Regions from separate parts of the Homo sapiens genome. Here region 2 is linked to region 1. Evidence: chromatin loops called from intact Hi-C (ENCODE). Cell type or tissue: heart left ventricle. All regions are shown on one strand. Links, peaks and the distances in the headings refer to the core of each region. The heading gives the core; the rest is flanking DNA.

Region 1 (10,091 bases), core at 7,473-9,972:
CCAAGTTTGGTGACCCCATCAAAAGATGGCCTTGAAAACTCACCTCCAGCTGATGGTTGCCATAAGAGAATGCAGGAGAGCAGCCACAGCATTGCTAGACCTTCCAGTGTTTCAAGAGAAGTCTAATGCATAATAGGTACTCGATAAGTATTTGTTGATTCAATACAGAGATTCAGATTTTCATCTGAAATCCCTGGATTATTTTATTCTAAGCAACATAATGTGGTAAGTAACTGAGAACATGGACTCTTGAATCAGACTGCCTGACTTAAAAACCCAGCTCTGCCACTCATCAGCTGTATGACCTCGGGCAAGTTATAGAAAAACTCCCTGCCTCAGTTTTCTAACTTGTAAAATGGGGGAAAATAATAGTACCTACTTTGTGGAACTGTTTCAGTTAATTTTAAAATATTTTTAAAATCTTGGGAGAATATCTGGTAGAATGTAAGAGCTACGTTAAAAAGGAAACACACTAAAGCTTCCATTTTTTTAAATAAATATGTCTCATATGTAGAAAACATTTTCACATATGTTATTCCTTTTTGTCCCCACAATAATTATCAGATAAAGGTGTTATTCTGCAGATAAGGAAAGAGAATTTCCCTTGGGATCCCTCAGATGTTTTCAGGTGACAGCCACACATGTGCTCGCTGGCCACGCAAGAGCACTGTGCACAGGTACTTAGGCAGTATCCAGGGGTTTGCCCATTAGCACACTCCATAAAATGACAAATGCAGAAATTTGATCCAAGACCACTAGTGGACAAAATCGGAGGTCTCCAAACCAGTGTCCACCATAAGTCTTCTTACTCAATAACTAACTAATTAAAATAAAATGAAGATCTCATCCAAACCACTGCATTCGTTGTTTTCAATCAATAAATTAATTACCTAAAAGCAACCAATTTAAAACAATAAGCAAAGCCTTTACATTTAATAATGTCCATTGATATCCTTACTCTTTTATTAAGTTTTGTCTTAAAAATGTTTTGCAATGATTTAGTTTCTCTGCTCTCTGACTCCAAGAACTTTCTCTCAGTAACTTTACAAGCATGTCATCTGACTACTGTGGCCTATGTGTTAGAAACTGCTAAATTAGAAACACCCTGTCAACCTTTTGATTTTCCTGGTTATTGTTGGTTTAAGGCAGCTCCTTAATGTTATTTAAACAGAGGAGACTATTTGAAATTTCTTGGTAGATGAATTTGATAATGATAATTTAAAAAAAAATAACTACTGTCATCCTGAGATAAAAGATCTCATTCATAGGCTAGACACCTTATCTGAATAACTCAGGACTTCTTCGAAGAAAAAGGTCAGTGTAGCCCCACCTGTTTCCTTTTCTTGAACAGCAATAACTTTACATACTCCCTGATAATCTGCATTTGGTAAAGTTGATTGGGCATTAAAGAAGTGTCTTCTCTTTACTTGGGTTTTAAATTTTTGTTTTGTGTTATGTTTAATCTGAGTCTTTTCATGGATGTGTAATGTCTTTATTGTTAAAAATAACTACTGCTATCTCCTCAGGCGGAGGTAGGAGGATCACTTAAGCCCAGAAGTTGGAGACCAGCCTGGGCAACATAATGAGACCCCAGTCTCAAAAACATACTACTGGGAATTCATCAAAATTAAAAACTTCTATGAATAACAGAGCACTATCAACAAAGTGTTAAAAAAACCCACAGAATAAGAGAAAATACAAATATTTGCAAATCCTATATCTTAGGATTTAATATTCGGAATATATAAAGAACTCTTACAACTCAACAACAAAGAGACAAAAGTCCCAATTTAAAAATCGTCAAGACTCTGAATAGACATTTCTCCAAAGAGAATATACAAATGGTCAATAAGCACATGAAAATATACTTGGCATCATTAGTTACTAGGAAAATACAAATCGAAACAACAGTGAATTACCACTTACACCCACTAGTATGGCTATCAGAAATAAAAGGAAAATAAATGTTGATGAGGAATGGAGAAATTAAATCCCACATACATTTTTAATGGGAATGTAAAATTATGTAGCTGCTGTGGAAAGAAGTATGGTTGGTTCCTAAACAAAGTTGGACCCAAGAGAGCAGAAAACATATGTTTAAACAAAACTTTGTACACAGGTGTTCACAGCAGCATTATTCATAATAACCAAAAAGTGGAAGCAACCCAAATGCCTATCAGCTGATGAATGTGTAAACAAAAGGTGATATATCCATAATATTGAATACTATTCAGCGATAAAGAGGGATGAAGAACTGACTCATGTTACAATATGGATGAACCTTCATAACAAATGAAGTTATATGAAGATAATAAGAGAAAGAAGCCAGATACAAAAGGCCAAATGTTAAATGATTCCAACTATAAAATGTCCAGAATAGGCAAACCCATAGAGACAGAAAGCAGATTAAGGCTTGACAGTGGCTGAAGGGGAGGGAAGAATGAGGAGTGACTGTTTACAGGATGAGGCTTCCCTTTGGAGTGATAAAAATGTTCTGGATTCAGATGGCGACGAAGGTTGCACATCATGGTGAATGTTAAAAAAAAAAGCCACTGAATTATATTGCTTAAAATAGTTATAATGATAAATGTGATGTTACGTGAAGTTTACCTCATTAAAAAGTAAATATTAACTTGAACCCCCAGCAGAAGAAGCAAAAAGCTTCTTCTTCCTATACAAAATAATTTCACACAATATATCACCCAAATGATTTTAAGGAGTGGAATACTACATCTAGAAGATAGCAGCTGACAAGTTGTCCTTATTCCCTTTATTTCATTGTGCCACTTATCATTTGCCCTTTGATCTTGAATATCATTTTTGGTTTGTCACATTGATAGCAGAAACTGCAACTTTACTTATTTACCTATTTATAGAGAGAGGGGGTCTCACTATGTTGTGCAGGCTGGAGTGCAGCAGTGGGATCCTAGCTCACTGCAGCCTTGAACTCTGGAGCTCAAGCTATCTTCCTGCCTCAGCCTCCTGAGTAGCTCGGACTACAGGCATGCACCACCATGCCTGGCTAATTTTTCTTTTTCTTTTTTTAGACAAGGGATCTTGCTATGTTGCTCAGGCTGGTCTTGAACTCCTAGCTTCAAGCAATTCTCTCTCCTGGGCCTCCCAAAGAGCTGGGACTGCAGGTGTGAGCCACTGCACTGGTCCCGAAATGTCACCCTTCCTGATGTTACATCTCCACTTCCAAATGTTCACTGTCAATAGTTTAGCTAATTTGGTAATCATCAATTAATGAATATGTGTAGGAGTTTTCTCTCTTCTAAATTACATTAAAATGTTTGATTAAAAATAATTGAATATTAATTATTTTGGTAAAAGGGGGATATAATTTTTCAGAAATCAGTAACTTGAATCTTCTTTTAACTTATATGGGATCAATGAATCAGAAGCAATGATGTATCTGACAGAAAAAATAAAGAACATAGGAGACAAACTAAGTATTCATCAAGCCTTCCTGAAAAAGAACACATACATTTTCTCCCACGAAGAAATGCCTTTTATTGTCTTTTTTTTAACTATTAAGACGTTAGCAATAAAATATAGCTTAAATAAATGGATCAGTAGAATATACTATATTGCCACGAATTTAATTTTTCTGAATTGTAAACTCCCGTCAAACAGGTTGTACAGGTGGATATGTTGAAAACAATCTCATTTAAACACATACTTGTTAAAGCAATTAAAGGCAGATTCAGTTGGATTAGAGAACATAATTCTGAAGAAGTATGCTAAAGTTAAATGAAAAGTTCTGAAAATAAGTTCAGTTGTCCATTAATTGCAAAGGTCCAATTTCCTGAAGCTATGTTAAATACCCAAGCTATGATTTTTAAACACCTCAAAGAAAATTTCTACATAAAAAGGCATGTTTATCTTTTATGACATGTCTATTTAAAGGTTAATATGACCATATTTATTAATGACCAGGTTTATTCCAAATAGCAAAGAAAAAAAAAAACAGTGAGCAAGTATTTGAATAATTCAAGTTAAAAAAATATCTTCACTTTGATCTCAAGCATGTATCTAACTCAGGTGAAAGCAAAGGCAGTTTTAGCTAGAACTACCTGGAGAATTGAAGAGGGAGTAATCCTGTCCCACAGAATCCAAACATATCTGGTTCATGTGCTGTTATTGTAAGGAAATTTGAGAAATACAGCAACTGAAACCAACCTGTTGAAGGTGACCAAGAACTGGATGAAAGTAAATGCTTTTATTTTATGTCAAAATGAAGTGAGATATTGGAGGGCGCAGAAGACTTTGGAGGTTGTATACGTATTCAGTGGTCAACTTCTAAAAATGCTCAGCCAGAATACAGCCCTGAACATATGGCTAATACATAATCGGAGAATTCTATTTCTTCACTTAAGGGGAAAAATTTGAGTTCAAATTGGTGAGACCTAATAGAAAAGTATCAAGTTAATTGAAATTCCTTGTCAAAGAGTCACTTAGTTCTCTGGGTTCTCCCTAATTCCTTCCCTCCTGACATCTGGGTTTCAGGCCTCAGCTCTTTGCCTTGAAATGTGTAAATTTGATGATCAAATAAAATCCTGGAAGGAGACTATACTCAGTTCCTCTAGACACTGACCTCTTAGAAAAAGAAATCCCAATAAGGGAGGGCACAAGATTAGGAAGACCCCATTGCTGGAGCTCTGGAGTTGCTGACCCAAGAAAGATGATGTTGGGGATCAGAGTGGAAAAGGAGGGAGGAAAGGAATTGTTCCAACTTTTAGGAAAAGCTTAGCCATTGCCTTCATCTGTCCATGCTCAGTAATTTTATTTTTTTAATTTTGTAGAGAGGGAGGTCTCACTGTGTTGCTCAGGCTGGTCTCAAACTCCCAGAGTCCAGTGATCCTCCTGCCTTGGCCTCCCAAAGTGCTGGGATTACAGGTGTGTGACACCTTGAGCTAGGCCAATTAATTCCGTATTCTAGTCAAAGGTCTAGCTGGGAAAAGGGAGAGGAACAACTGGGATTGGTTCTCAGGCCATTTTAGTACCCAGATGACACAGCCATGCTGGTAGAGAAGGAAGGACGGTGGCTGAGGAATTGCAAGTGGGATTGAGAAAGGTGGGGAATTTCAAGGCTCATAAAGTTATCTTGGTCTGGGATGGTTCAAGCTGATTATCGCATCCCTGGCAACTTAGCAGCCAGTGGCACCACGAAAAACACAATTTAGGAACTGTCAAGAGATTATGCTCTGATTATTGGTAAAATGGTGGCTGCCACTTATAACCATGATCTAAGGTCGGTCGTCTAAGAAAAGCAGGGCCTGTATGCAGATGGGCACAGGTACCCACTTCTGTCCAATTCCACGTGCATGGACACTCTCTTGTTGCTTCTTCTTGGGGGTTACAGGTGCATGGTTACCCCGTCCTTGCCTCGTTTTGGGGGTTACAGGTCACAGATCTGAAGTATTTCTAAGAGGACAATTCCTCTTTCTGCCATTTTCCAGAGTTGCTTGAAAACGAGCTAATTTGGAGGAAATGAAATTTCTTCTTTCTTCACTAACTGATTTGGAAACAAATGGGCCTCTCCGTTCTCTGTCACCACCTCCCTTCCATACCCCGAAAGTTTCTTGTCTAGTTTTGTCTACATGGTGGAAATGTCATCTTTACTCGCAAGGAGAAAGAGAACTTGGGGTCCTTCCTATCTAGAGCCCCAGACTGTGAGGAAAGACCCAGGGCTCTAGAGGTCAGGCCACAGAGGCCTAGCGCGGGAAGGACAGGCCAGAAAGAAGCCTGCTGTTGGGAGAGCGAACTAGAAAGCTATGGCCAGCATTGCCGCATAGAGAGCTGAGCGAGTGAGTCTCACAGCCAGAGCAAGTCACTTTCCTAAGCGACGGAAGCTCCCGAATTTTAAGATCCCGTCAAAGGCGGGAAAAGCCCTAATGCTTCACAAAATTCTTGAAAGCGGAATGAATGATTTAGACTACAAACACTATGCTCCCACCGCTACCCAGGAGCCTGGCGCCTAGCGCCCCATCTTCAGGACCCAGAGTTTATGCTAAAGTAAAATTGCCGGAGGTACTGGGAGCCCACGCTCGGGCCTTCTCCAACTTTGGCCAATACTTGAGCGACGCGTGTCATAGAAACATTTTGGGGATGGGGTATCTAAATGTGTCTGAGGGTCCTTGGCTAACTAACTCCTTCACTCTTGAAAGTCCTGGGCTTTTCAAACTGAACAAGGTGGAAAGAAAGACAGCTAGCAATGGTGTTTTCCTTTTTTCTTTCTTTCTTTCTTTCTTTCTTTCTCTCTCTCTCTCTCTTTCTTTCTTTCTTTCTTTCTTTCTTTCTTTCTTTCTAACTGTGCTTTTACTTTGAGTCTTTTCCTTCTCTCTTTTCCTCAGTACTTCTGCCTTTCTTACTTTGACCTGTTCTCTCCTTTCCTTCCCTTCCCATTAGGGCCTAGGGCAAAGATCAACAGCTAAGATAAACCCTCAACCAAAGAGCTGAGCGCATTTACAGTTGGGGAATGGGGCTGAGAGATACTGAGACATCGCACCTCCAGCACCTGAATTCCAACATTTAGAGGTCAGAGCCACCGGTTTCTGCCTATGAAGATGTACTAAGTTTCGCATCTACCCATATCCCCGAATGTGGCCCAGAGTTAGTGGCAGAAACTTGTTTCTGCTTTTAACTTTGCAGTTGAGTTTTGGAAAGCGGTTTTGGGAGGGCCAGGTTGAGAATCTGGGCAGCTCCGGGCCAGATGCGGGCGCCCCGGGTCCTGTCTGAACCAGACTGCTGCTGCAATGTGAGCTCGGGAGGGAACTGGGGATGCGAGCTGGGAACAGACCGCGCTCCAGCCCCCATGGTTTGTGACGGGGAACTTCGGGCGCACACACCCTGGGGAGTAGGTCTCCTCCAAATGGCACCGACACAGACTGGCGCTGGATCTTCTCTCCCTGCTAATCTATCCGCAAAGACCGCCTGGGCACTTTTGGGGGAATGTGGCCAAAAGGGGACTCTAACTGCGACATCTACAGAGGAAGGAGAAACTGGTGGTGCCTAAGAAGTTGATCTCGATGCGCGCAGTGAGGGCACAGGGCCCTGCGCGCCAGAGAAGCGAAGCCAGCGGTCTCCACTTACTTGTTCTTAATTCCTCCCTACCCCCGCTCTGGCCTCTCATTTTCGGCCTCATGGATCCAAGACCCGAGGTTATTTTCAGTCACAACTTTCTCCACACCCCGTACCCCCAAAAGTGTACCTCAGCTCAGGCGGGAAAGGGCACTTTGACCCGCCGTGCGCGAGTTTCCAGCCAGCCGCTGCGCGCCTGAGAGAAAGAGCGCCTGGCTGCGGCTCCGAGCGCACAGCTCTTCCCCGCGTGTTTGGCGCGGCTACGTTTCTCTTGCTCCGGGCTGAGGCTCGAGGAACCTCGCCAGCCTGCTGTGGTCCCGTCCCCTTGACGTTTGATTTCTAAAACCGCATAGTCTGCGGCTCTGGCATTTAGAAAAAGAGGACAAGGTCAAGGCCTGTGGACCGACCGCCGCGATCCGCTTGCACCTTTGCTCTCACAGCAAGCGAGTCCTGGCCGCAGCCGCTGGAAAAAGGTGCCGCAGCGCCCAGTTTACCTGGAATTCAGGGACCTGACCCTGACTCTATTTCCGGCTAGTCCCAGCCTCTCCTTCCTCTCCTTTCCCCGCTTTCCGCCCAGGGCGGTTCTGAGATTTTGATTAAGAGAGATCTGTCCCCGCACCGCAGAGGGATGGTGCCAAATGGCCAGGCTTCCTGGGCACTGCGTCCTCATTCCCAGGTCAGAGCTACTGCGAAAGGAAAGGTCTCCATCTGGACGCACCTCGTCCCCTCCCCCAGCGCGCGGGGCAGCCCTCTAGGGCCAGCTCGGGCACGCGCTTTTCCCCCTCCTCACCCCCTGCTCCGCCCAGCCCCGTACAGTTTTATTCTTTATGAAACACACACGCCCACCCCGCCTCCCACGTAAAGGCCAGTCTTGACTCATTTTGCGCCCAGATGCAAACTCAGCTGGAAGTTGAGGGTAGGGCCAAAGAGGTGAGGGGAGGGTAAGAGATACAGCGAAATAGAGAATGAGAAGGGAGAAATCAAAGGGGGAGGAGGGACAAGAGAAAGCGTGTGGAGCTGGAGGTTGAAGGGGCAGAGGCGGAGGCCAAGGACTGAGCAAGGGGCGCGCGCGCGGCGGCGGCGGCGGCGGTGTTGGCGGCGGCGGCGGCAGGGCGGCTGCACCTCCTCCCAGCCTTTTCGCCCGCGCGCGCGAAGCGGGGTCAGGCGCGGACCCACATTCACCGACTGCAGAACTGTTTTCTTTGCCACTACCAGAGGGTGTTTCGGGGCTCCCCACGGTCTTCTCCCTGGCTGCTTGCCGCGTGAGAGCAGAAATAAAACAAAACAAATCACGGGACACGACGGAGTCGGGCCGCTGGGCGCCTCCGGGATCGCTCTCACTTTGCACTCGGAAGCGGGCGCGGGGATTCGGGCTGCCGCGTGTAGCCTATAAATAGCAAACTTTTTGACCGAAGCAACTAACAAATAAGAGGAGCAGGCGTGCATTTTGCTCAAGATCCCCCCTTTTCTGGGGACGACCTTACTCCCACCCCCGCCCCCTTTGCAGTAGTTGTGAGGGGATAGATTGGGAGAGAGAGATGAAATTTAATTTTATTAGAATTTACAGTAGTGGTGTTAATTTTTGCGGAAGGGGGTAAGAATCTCGCCATTTATCTGACCTTCTCTACCCACCTACCTTTGCTACCCTTCTCCCCCACCCAACAACTGGCACTGGATGGGAAGGGCAAAGAGCGGAGCTCCCAGGGAGGGTGGCTGTTGAAGACAGGGGGCGGAGGGCGATCCGGAGCCGGGTTTCTCTCTGGGAGTACCGGAGTGAGTGGGAGGGAAAGGGAAAGCAACGCCAGGAGTTGGCGTTTTCCTGAGGTACTGGGACAGGAATTTAGGTAACCCAGAATTTTAGATGGAAGTGCGAAAGGTGAGTGCGGAAGGCACAAAGGAGTTCCTGCAGTGCAGATTTCCTTTCCCAGAAGCGACAATAACCCACTCAGCAACTTTACTTCAACCCTAGGCTCTGGCCTACCGGGAGGGCAAACGCGGGCACCCGGGTCACGTCATCGCTTGCTTGGGGGCGCCAGCTCTAGCGTAAGCCTGAGCTGCGAGATAGCTCCGTGGGGTTTTGCCATGGGGTCTTGCTTACTAATCACCCCGCACGCCCTCACCCCTGTCCCTGGACGCCCTTTTGCTGCACCCGCTCACATCTGCAGACCCAACGGATGGGATCTACTTGACTGAGATTCCTGAACACAACTTACTGCCCGCCCTTCCCCTTTCCTTTTGGCCAGGCCGGATTGTGGGTGGTGATTGGCTCAGTAGGATTTTCATTTTCATTCTAGGTGCTTCCTTAAAAATAAAGCCCCCCGAATATAACAGACACTCGCTCCATACACCAAACTTCCCAGTTCCTGAGGTTGCTACGCTAAATTTATCCTGAATGTCGCACAGAAACCAGGGTCAATAGGACGATCAGCACGGATGGGTGTGGGGATTGAGGAAATTGGAGATATTGCAGCTGACGCCAGGTACCGGGAGAGGAGAGTCCGCAGATGCAGGGACGTTGCTCTGCTCCTCTTTGGACGTTCTCTGCCTCAGTGTCAGGCCTGCGAAATGGGAGTCAAGCCCGTCCCGTGGGCCTAAAGCGACTAGTAGCTGGGGGGGAGGGAGCCGGAGGACAGTGGTGCTTTTTCTTTCCAGTGCCCCACCTCTGCCCAATGCCAGCAGCCAGTACACTACACAAGAGGTCAAACGCCTAACCTCTACTAGTACCCCAAAGGGCAAAAACCAAACAGGGTCCCCCATGCAGTTTATGTAGTGGCGTTGCTGACCCAATCGCGCCTTTCCTAACACCGCTGCCCACCAGTTACCTCCTCCTAAGACCGCTTCCCACTAGTTACCTCCTCTTAAACGCAAAAGTTACTCTGTCCCAGAATCCAGTTTGGAAAGAGTGGAAAAATGCAGAAATACTAAGGGGGCTCAGGCAGTAGCTCCCCCTGCGGGGTGTGCCCACCGCCCATGGCTCCACGCAGGCGTTTGCGCGCGTCTCCCTTTCC
Region 2 (10,091 bases), core at 3,988-6,487, 160 kb before region 1:
AAAGTGCTGGGATTACAGGCATGAGCCACGGTGCCCAGCTGAAATTTTCAAGCAAGAATGTTAAATTTGTGATGTTTTCAAGCAAGAATGTTAAATTTGTGATGGAAGATGCCTTTCATAACTGAGGTGTGAATTCTCTTGAATCTGAGGGGAAGAGACAATGGCACATGAAAGAATCATCACCTTCTTTATTTCAAATTCAAATTTCTCCCTTCCTCCCATCCCAGATTCTAATTCAAACAGCTACAACCCCATAGCTTTTCACCAGAGTCAAGTTCAAGTGGGCTACTATATTAGACAGAAAAATGCTAAGAATCACCCATGGAAACATTACTGAAGCCACCAGAGTTTTACTATCAACTGGAAAATCCACAAATAAAATGAGAAAATGCATCACTAAAAATCTAATGTGCAGTTGGGTAAATGATAAACCAATTTGAATTAGTGAATACTAATTGAAAAACTGCATGACAAAGTATTTTCCCATTAAAGCAGGAATTTGCTAAAGGCATTTTCAATTATGTATCATGCTTCAGTAAAAAGCTTCACACATTCTAAAAACATAGTGTCTTCTTCAACTTTGCCTCCTGACGGAATTTTTAGCACAATGGCTACCTAGCTCAGATAACTTTAAAAATTAGATGCCAATGACCTTGACAAGGTTCTTCAATTTTTATGTGGTTCTTTTTTTCTCTCTGGTCCTCACACCTAACAGAACAGATGTTTTTAACTTGAGAACCTAATTATTATCTATGAGTGTTAATATTTTTAACCTAATCATGGTTTATCTGCATCCCAGAAACTCACAGTTCACTGTGCTTTGCTAGACAAGTAGAATATTTAGAAGTTTTGACCATCTAAAAGGACATTTTAGATGAAGGACTATCCCCCTTTGAAGTTCACAAATATTTGAATGTCCTTTCAATTGCTTAGATACCTTACTCTTCTCAAAATCAGGGCAGAGGTGACTGCTGGGAGCCAAAATTGTGGATTCCAAACCTACAGGGAAGGGAATATATCTGGAACATAATACCCTGTTGGTGCTCAATAAATGTTTATTAATGAGCCCCTTTTTTTGACCCAGGCACAGAGAATAAATCCAAGGAAGGAAGATTATGCAAATAGACAGAAAGGTCACCCAGCCCTACATGGGGGTGTGGCCCAGGGTGGGGGCAGAACCAAGTCATTCAGGTGACAGGACATTCTCTTGGGTGTATAGCAGTGACCCTGGAAACCCTCATTCCAATAGTTATCTGCTCCATTATAAAATAGTGTAGAAGAACATTTCAGCCACTGACTGCAGAAAATACTGTTTGAGAAAAAAAAATATGTTCTCTCCTTACAACAGTTTAAAGAGATTCTTAGGCCAGAGAACTCTTGATGAAGAATAGACAATGAAGAGAATCAAAGTGAGATCTATAAGAATCATTAGTAATTGGAATGTCCACATTGCATAACTGCAGAATGGAGGGAGAGCACTCATGAAGCCAGACTTAGCAATATCTTTACAGTGAACAGATTTATTACGAAAGCAACGTGTTAGAAAGAAGTACACGTATTGGAAATGCGTGTCATCCAAACTGATGACATTGGGCACGGGCCATTCCAAAGGCAAAATTCGTAAAACAATATTCCCCTCTCTGATATAAAACAGAAAAGCCATGAAACAGTTACCAAAATGCCTCAAAAGATTCATCTGTTATTTCTCCTCAATACTGCAGAGAAAAATGTCTCTGTGATTTGGCACCAGTCATTAGCTATTTAAAATTATTGGTTTTAATCTAGTAAGTAAAACCGAAATTTGCAATGGTTTATTTTAATAAAATATTTATGATGCTTCAGGAAAACAGCTAAATAGCTCTGATCTGAAAACGAACAATGAGACTGAACTAAATTGATTTCTCCCCAGTAGGACATACAGCTCAAAACACACACACATAAAAGAGTGACACGTCAAACACTAAACTGTATTTGGTAGACATTGTCTTCTTTTAATTGAAATCTTATCTGAGGTGAAGATTATCTCTTTTCCTTCAGCTACGCTAATCTCTTCTAGCCTGAAGGCCCATAACTTGTGAATTACTAAACAATCATATTTGTAGCAGCAAATTGATTTCTGAGAGATTCATATTGATTGAGATATTCAGGACTAATGATTTTGAGGTTAGGGTGTTTAGACATTATTACCTCTGATGAACAAAATTGGTAGAGTTTTTTTTTCTATTTATATTTTTTTCCATTAATAGATAGTTCAACTTGCACTTTAGCCTTGAATCCACCTATCAGACCAATTGGAGTGCCAGTTGGCTTTCTCAACTACCAACCTGATATGCTAAAATTATGCCGGTTTTTGTCCACATTCATAAAAAGATGGCAACTGTGATAGGTGAGTCAAGTGGTCAGCAATCTATCAGGAGTTACTGTCAGAGTTATAGTTGTTGGCTTGGCTAATTAGGCTTGCTCCTATCTTAGTAACTCAGGAAACATCCCTGAACCACAAATAATTGCCAATGGGACACCTAAGAATCACTGGATGAGAGTGAAGTGGCCAAAACTGAGTACATTAATTGCTAGTTACCAGAAAAAAATAACACCAAGTACACAGTCAAATGTACTTCACTGTAGGCCAGAACCTCCATGTTCATATACAAACTATAATCCATACTAACATACAGCAGTAGCATCTAACAGTATTAGGAATGTGTCACATTGACTCTGCTCATCAACGGACTGTCTGGGTCACTGACATGCTGGAACCTCAGAAGGTATGGTCTCAGCACTTAATAAGGAGGATTATCTTTATGACATCAATTCTGTAGAAACACAAGTTTAAGTGTCTGCTCTGCCAATGACTGGCTGCATACGCTTAGTCAGAGTATTTAATGTCACTAGGCCACTGTTATTTCATCTGAAAGATGAACTAGTATGTACTACATAAGTGCAACAAGAACAAAGTAAATAAAAGCTTTTAAATTTTTAAAGTACAGTGCAGGTGCGTGTAAAAGTTTGTGTTGTTCTGGTTGATATTAAAATGAGAGATTAAGGTATTTAAGGTAGTGGAATGGGAGTCTGTGATTTGAAGATTTTCATTCTCTTTTACCCTACATCTAAACCATCGCCAGATCCTGTTGGCACTACCTTTGAAGCAGACCCAGGGAATCTAACCACTTCTCCCCACCTCCATGTCTACCACTGGAGTCCAAACCACTGTGTGTCCTCCCTGGAGAACTGCAGCAGCCTCTCAATGAGGCTCCCTGCTTCTGTCCTAGCCCCTTGTCGGTCTATTTTCTAAACAGCTGCTGGGATGATCCTTCAAAAAGGTAAGTAAGATCATGTCACTCCTCACCTCAAAATCCTATAAATGGTTTTATCTCATTCAGGGTAAAAGCCACAGCCATGATACCGGCCTAATGAGCCTACACACCCTGCAGTACTCCTGTTTCTCCTCTGACATCACCTCTCATTGTCCTCTCCATGAGGAACTTCAGCCCAGTCCTTCTGCTGTCCTCGCTTTACTTGAACATACCACTCAGTCCCCTTCCATAGAATGTTTGCACCTGCTGTTCCCATTATGGAATATACCCCTCCCAGACATCTACACAACCACTCCCTCAGTGTTGTCAGGTCGCTGCTGTTGCCCCAGGGCCCAGAAGCAGTGCTGGACCCATATGCAGATGTTAAAGGATGGCTTTAACATCTTAACATGAGCAATGGCTCATGCCTGTAATCCCAGCACTTTGGGAGGCCGAGGCGGGTGGATCACCTGAGGTCGGGAGTTCGAGACCAGCCTGACTAACATGGAGAAACCCCATCTCCACTAAAAATACAAAATTAGCTGGGTGTGGCGGTACATGGTTTTAATCCCAGCTACTCGGGAGGCTGAGGCGCAAGAATTGCTTGAACCTGGGAGGCAGAGGTTGCGGTGAGCTGAGATAGTGCCATTGCACTCCAGTCTGGGCAACAAGAGTGAAACTCTGTCTCAAAAAAAAAAAAAAAAGAATAAAAGGATGAATGAATGAATAGATGAATCCCAAATCTAGCTACTATAACAGCATTCTTGATTCTTAAAAACCCATAAGCGTATCCCTGGTTTTTAACAAACTATATGTTCGGGCCACTTTCAAAAACTGTGTTATCCTAATTGTCCCAACCCCACTAGTTATAACACAGTAACTCAGTCACAAACCCCGGTGTAACTTTTGAGCTTACAATTACAATAGAAAAAGATTATTATCATAGTAGAATCATTATCATTAATATTTCTTTTTAAAGAACATAAGTAGGTAACTTTCAACTATATTCATCTTCCCAAAAGTCTTGCTAATTAGAAAGACTATAGTTAAAAGTACTTTATTGTATATTTCAAAACAGCTAGAAGAATTGGAATGTTCCCAAAACAAAGAAAAGACAAATGATTGAAGTGACAGACATCCCAATTACCCTGATTTGATCATTACAGATTGTAGCATGCATCCAAATATCACATATATCCCAAAATACATGCAACTATTATATATCTTTTTTAAATCTTTCCAGTTGACTTATGTCTCTGAAACTCCTGATATGACAATAACCTAGACCTAACTCTTGCAGGTATTCATTTTCCAAAGGGGAAAAAAATAGCAACAAAAAGATCTCAACATTTCTTAAGCTGAGATTCATAATATTTTTATTCCTAAACCACATATACATTAGCCTCCAAAGTTCTCAGGGTAAAAAATAAAAAGGTTTATAATTTTTTAAACAGAAAAAAATGGGCAGCAGCACTTTAAAACTTCTCAGTTTGAAAGAGATATGTTTGGTCAATGATCTATTTTTATTTCTGCTCTGCTGTTTCTTGAGGAGTCCAATGACAAGGACCTGTCCTTCAAAGTTTTAGTCTGTGGGCAGAGAATTAGCATTTTCAATTACTTTCCCTGGATGAAGTATATGGGTCTCTTTCCCTCCCCACCCCCAGACTTTTCTCTCATTCTCTCTCTCCCCTCGGAGGACAGGGAGGGCAGTTTCTGGGTTACACTTCCTTTTGTGCTTTTTTTTTTTTTTAATTTTCTTTCAGAATTTTCTCAGCAGGCTACAATCATGCTTTAAGAAGTAATTTATAAATATTTTTTCCCAGAAAAAAGAACTGCAAATATAGGATTTAAGCATCATATGATATCTGCTTAAACTGTTGACACTATCTGTTTTAGTTAACAAATTTGTTTTATGTCATTCTTAATCAACAGACATATGGTTTTGTTACTTTTGTTGATTCTGCAGCAAAGCCAGTTAACGTTGTTATTATCTTGGATACATACTCAGAACAGTTACCCTTACAGACATTTTTAATAAAAACAAACAACAACTGGGTGGACTCAGAAATGAGATCAGATTGCTTTATCAGCCAAGGAACAACCATTGTTCTATTTCACATAGTTCATATTCTTCTTTCAATGTCCTCTCTCTTACCAACCATTTTAAATACAATGATCTGGTCAGATCAAGGACAGACATGGAAAGGGGAAGACAAAAAGAAGCAACCTCTGTTTAACTTTTGGTAAAACCAGCATCCAAAGAAGGAAAACCAGAAAGTACAAAAAGCTAGGTGCACGGGTTGAGCCCAGGTAACAGGAGCCATAAATTCTTCTATCATGATGCAGTTGCCCTGCCAATTTGGCGGAAAATCTTGGAGGGCCCTTCCTTTATTCTGGCTCTAGTCTCTATTAAATCACAGAAATAAATGATCTCAAGCACTTTGGAAATATACAGTGCTCACTAAAAAGACACTCAGAATTCTGAAAATATTCAATTCTCAACCTTTATATAGTCTGCATCTCTACTTTTAAGTCTTGAGGAGAGGTACTAGAGAAAAATAGGTAGTCTGGGATCTAATCCCTTTGATTGTAGAATGCCCTTTAATCAAAGAGGTTAAGGAATAGGCAACTGGTCAAATAACCCGGACATCTCTTTTGTCAATGGGAAAGAACTACATTTGTTGAGTACATGCATGTGCTGGTTCCCTGTGGGATTCTTCACATATATCATTTGAAGGAAGAGATCCCAGGACAAATCATTTTACCTTCTTATCCCACAAAGCTCAGCAGGAAATGGTCTTGACCCATGACAAAGATTTCAAAAAGGGCTGCTTTCCATGACAAATCCAACCACCTTCTAAATGTCCATGAGCTTCACAATTCTCCCAGGGCTGAAGTTTCCTTCAGAGCAGGTTAAGCAATTATCTAACACCTAATAGAAACTTCCAATCCAAGTTTCTTGGAAAGGTGTATCTAACAAAATTCTTAGTAGAGTCCTACATTAATCCAAAAAGTTTGAAAAAAATTGGTAGAAATTAAAGGTAGATAAATATAAAAAATACAAATCACTCTAATAACTCTAAATGAGTAACCCATTTAAAGCCATATAAGCATAACCCAGCACTTCAAAGTAGAAAATGCTCCTAAATGTGTGTGTGTGTGTGTGTGTGTGTGTGTGTGTGTGTGTATGAAAATGATTACTCCTCTTCCCTCATCCACTCCAACCTCCATAGCTTAAAATAAAAATAAGTTGGAGAGAATTAAACTAGGACACTACTCCATGAGGTTGCAAATGTTTAAGCTATTAGGTGAATCTCTAAACCATGTCTGTGCTGTTGGCTGTTTTATTAAGTTTACCTTCAGCAGATGTAACCTTCATAACCCAGTGTCTCCATAGGTCTGACATTTACCTGGCAATATCTTTTCAAAGCGATATCCTTCAATGCTAAACACCTCTTAATTAGGGGCTCATTGAACAAAGGTAGCATTCATCTCTTCATTTACAAAGAGAAGCAACAGCAGCAATGGTAGCAATTTTTATTTGTAGGAACCTAACTGCCAGTTAGACTCATTTTTATTACCCTTCAGTGATGTGGTTTGTGTTTTGTTTTGTGCTTAAATGATGGATTGTAGTCAAATGAGTCTGTCTTTCCTCCTTATTACTCTTACGGTTTTCATAAAGAAGGAAAAACAAAGAGAGAGAGTTTAGGTAATTGTATTCCATATCCAGCCTAAGTCAAGTTCATTAGAGGGAAAAGAAGTGAATTTGGAGCTTCCCCTACTCTTTTTATTAGTTTAATTATAGTGGACACCACAGTATGGAGCATCTGGAATGGAGATGGAGTCATTTCCTTTCTTATGTAGTGCTCACTTAGTATAAGTCATGCCTATAGTCATAAAAGAGTGAAAGCCAGTAGAATCTTGCTCGCTCTCTCTTATTTTCAAGGTGTTTCTTTCATTGTTTGGAGAAATCCTGGGAGTCTTATTGGAGCAAGTAATTACATACTTGCTCAATTATTGGCTTAAAAATTTTTTTAGCATAAATTTCCTTTACTGTCCTCTAGACTCGCACATTTACTCTAGGGTATTGGACCTATCTGTCAAGCTCTTAAGAGTCAAGTTTTAATGCAACCTAATGGTACCAGAAGGAAAAATCCTTACAAATGGGAGACTACACAAACAAAGTTTCCAAGGAGGATACATACACACACACACACACACACACACACACACATATACATATAGATAGATGCCTAAGATATAATGTGAACTAAATTTTAAAAGTAGACTTTTATCTACACATATCATCTTTATTTTACTTAATATTTGTAGTGGACTTTCTCAAACCCTTCTACATAGAATGTGAGGACTGGGAAGCTGTAACCCTTACTGAATAGAAGAAATAGAAGCACAGACAATAAGTACAGGGCCAAGTTTCCTCAGCTGGCAGGTGCCGGGGCCTCCAGGAATCCAAGTGTCCTGACTCCCTACTCAGCATTCTTTCTTCTAGGCACCATTTATCATGCCAGGTATCTGCAACATCCTGCATTGGTGGCTAAGAATAATTAACCAGCTGGGTTGCTGTGGTTTGAATGTCCCCACCAAAACTCATATTGACATTTCACTGCCATTGTAATAGCATTAAGAGGTGGGGTCTTTAAGAGGTGATCAGGCCATGGGTGACCGGTCCTCATGAATGGATTCATGCTTTATTATTCAGGAGTGGGTTCATAATCTCAGGAGCAGATTCCTGATAAAAAGGGTGAGTTTGGTCCAATTTCCCCTTGCTTGCACGTGCTCTCTTGTCCTTCTCCCTTCCACCATGGGATGATGCAGTAAGAAGGCCCTTGTCAGATACTGGAACCATGCTCTTGGATTTCCCAGCCACTAGAATTGTGAGAAATGAATTTATTTTCTTTATAGATTATCTAGTCGGCTGTATTATGTTATAGCAGAAGGAAACAAACTAAGACATGGAAGAATGGGGAAACTGAGACAAAGAGAACTTATTTGCTTAAAACGAGAGCTGGCAAATGACTTCTGGTGGGCCAAATTCACCACCCCCAACTCCCACCCTCCAATGCCTACCTTTTTAAAAAAAAGTTTTATTGGGACACAGCCATACTCATTCATTTCCATATTGCCTAAAGCTACTTTTGCACTATAATGGCAGAGTTGAGTAGCTGTGAAACAGAGACTATATAGCTGGCAAGGCAGAAAATATTTATTCTCTGGTCTTTACAGAACAAGTTTGCCAGTTCCTGGCCTAAGGTACACAGACAGTGCCAAAATTGGTACTAAAACCCACATCTAGTAACTTGTTTCACACAGAGAATAAAATTTAATCTAGTCAAACATGCTAATACTCACCCTACCAGAATCAACAAGGATCTCCCGGACACTGTGGCCTCAGCACTGCAAAGGGACATCCAATATCTATCTTTCAACCTCTATCCACATCTCTAGTCTCATGGACAACCCAGTTTCTCAGTACCCCAATACTGTGTGCAGTGCTTCTGAATGTCAATCTCTTCCATGACAGTCAGAGCAGAAAGAGCCATCTCTATGCAAGTACCCTATTCTCTTCCCCTAAGGTATAGTAATTTTGTGTTGAAAAGGAAGTTTTTTCCACATGTCCACTAATGAAATGAGAGCTGTGAGCCACTGTGGCTTCTCAAAGAAGGAGGCCAAGGTCTCTTTCCTTTATTGTCCTCTTCAGCTTTTTTTCCCCAGAGAGCTCAAATTCTGGGAGCTGATCAGGCTACATGCTTAAAGAAGTGAAATATTCCCAGGTCCAAAAGCCACAGTGACCATGTGCACATGAGCTGGGACCTCTTCTCTTTCACTCACTTAATCTAAACAGTTATCCAGCCTTAGAGAGGAGAAGTTTGCTCCATGCTCTCTCTCCCTCCCCTCCTCCCATTTTTGCCTTTTTATTTGGAAGTTAGCTGGATATACTCACAAATATAGCTTAGACTGGCTTGACTTTTCAAACTGCAAAGTCTCTCTAAACCCCTACCCTTCCCACCCCATATCACTGGCCCTATCTTCTTCTGCCCCAGTTCCTCAGACTATGGTATGGACATGTTGAAAAAGACTTTCCTTACAGGGAGTTAATGTGTGATTCAGGATTGGCTTTAAGGGATAAAATGCCTCTCCTCCCAACTCTCAACTAACTTTAGAGTTCTGCTTTGAGATTTGACATGAAACAGCCAGCCACAATACCGTATGCATTTATCTCTCTTCCATCCCCCATTCCACACCTGAATCTGCCATTTGCCAGTCACTGTCTTCTTCACAAATATCCCTTGGGGATTCCAAGAGGTGGGAAGCTTGATCATGGCCAAGATTCTTAGATTCTTGGGTCTTCTGGCCATGATATCAGAGAGACAATATAATGCAGGATAGTGGAATCACAACATCTGATTTCAAAATCCAGGATCACCTACTTACTAGCTGCTTGACAAGTCACTCAAACTGTGCCTCTGTTTCCTCATCTATAAAATGGGAATGATAATAATCCGTAACTCATAGGAATGTTATGAAAATAAATGAATTAATAGATGTAAAGGACTTAGAACTCTGGCTCCCTAAGTAAAGACTATAATAAGTGTTTAATAACTGGAATGAAAATTTAAATTAGAGTTTAAAGGAAAACTGGCACCAAGACATCATGCTATTATATAGACAGCTTGCCCATTTCAAAAGAGGTTTTAAAAGTGATTTAATAAAAATGCACATATTGCATTGAGCCACTCACTCTTTGTAAAGTAATTCCTAAAGCTCCAAAACCTCCAG

The links. A loop is a pair of places that touch in the nucleus more often than their neighbours do. Peaks named below come from ENCODE experiments on the same cell type or tissue, not always from the same donor. Only the 100,000 strongest peaks of a DNase experiment are listed, where the experiment ranks them.
Region 2: a loop joins it to region 1, with 1.8 times the contacts of the local background. A loop is called at or near these places in 3 of 110 quality-filtered maps.

What each region holds. Positions count from the first base shown.
Region 1 is chr1:217,127,374-217,137,464 of GRCh38, forward strand. It overlaps a transcript of ESRRG not described here. Among named protein-coding and RNA genes, the nearest start is that of ESRRG, 410 kb to the left of the region's middle. RefSeq lists enhancers at 6,309-7,075, 8,624-9,335, 9,336-10,046 and a silencer at 7,234-7,528. In heart left ventricle, for the core only: no CTCF peak of the experiment used is centred there; DNase peaks (open chromatin) are centred at 7,775, 8,266 and 8,415; H3K4me3 peaks cover 2,500 bases; H3K27ac peaks cover 1,739 bases; H3K27me3 peaks cover 1,814 bases.
Region 2 is chr1:216,969,846-216,979,936 of GRCh38, forward strand. It overlaps a transcript of ESRRG not described here. Among named protein-coding and RNA genes, the nearest start is that of ESRRG, 250 kb to the left of the region's middle. In heart left ventricle, for the core only: no CTCF peak of the experiment used is centred there; no DNase peak of the experiment used is centred there.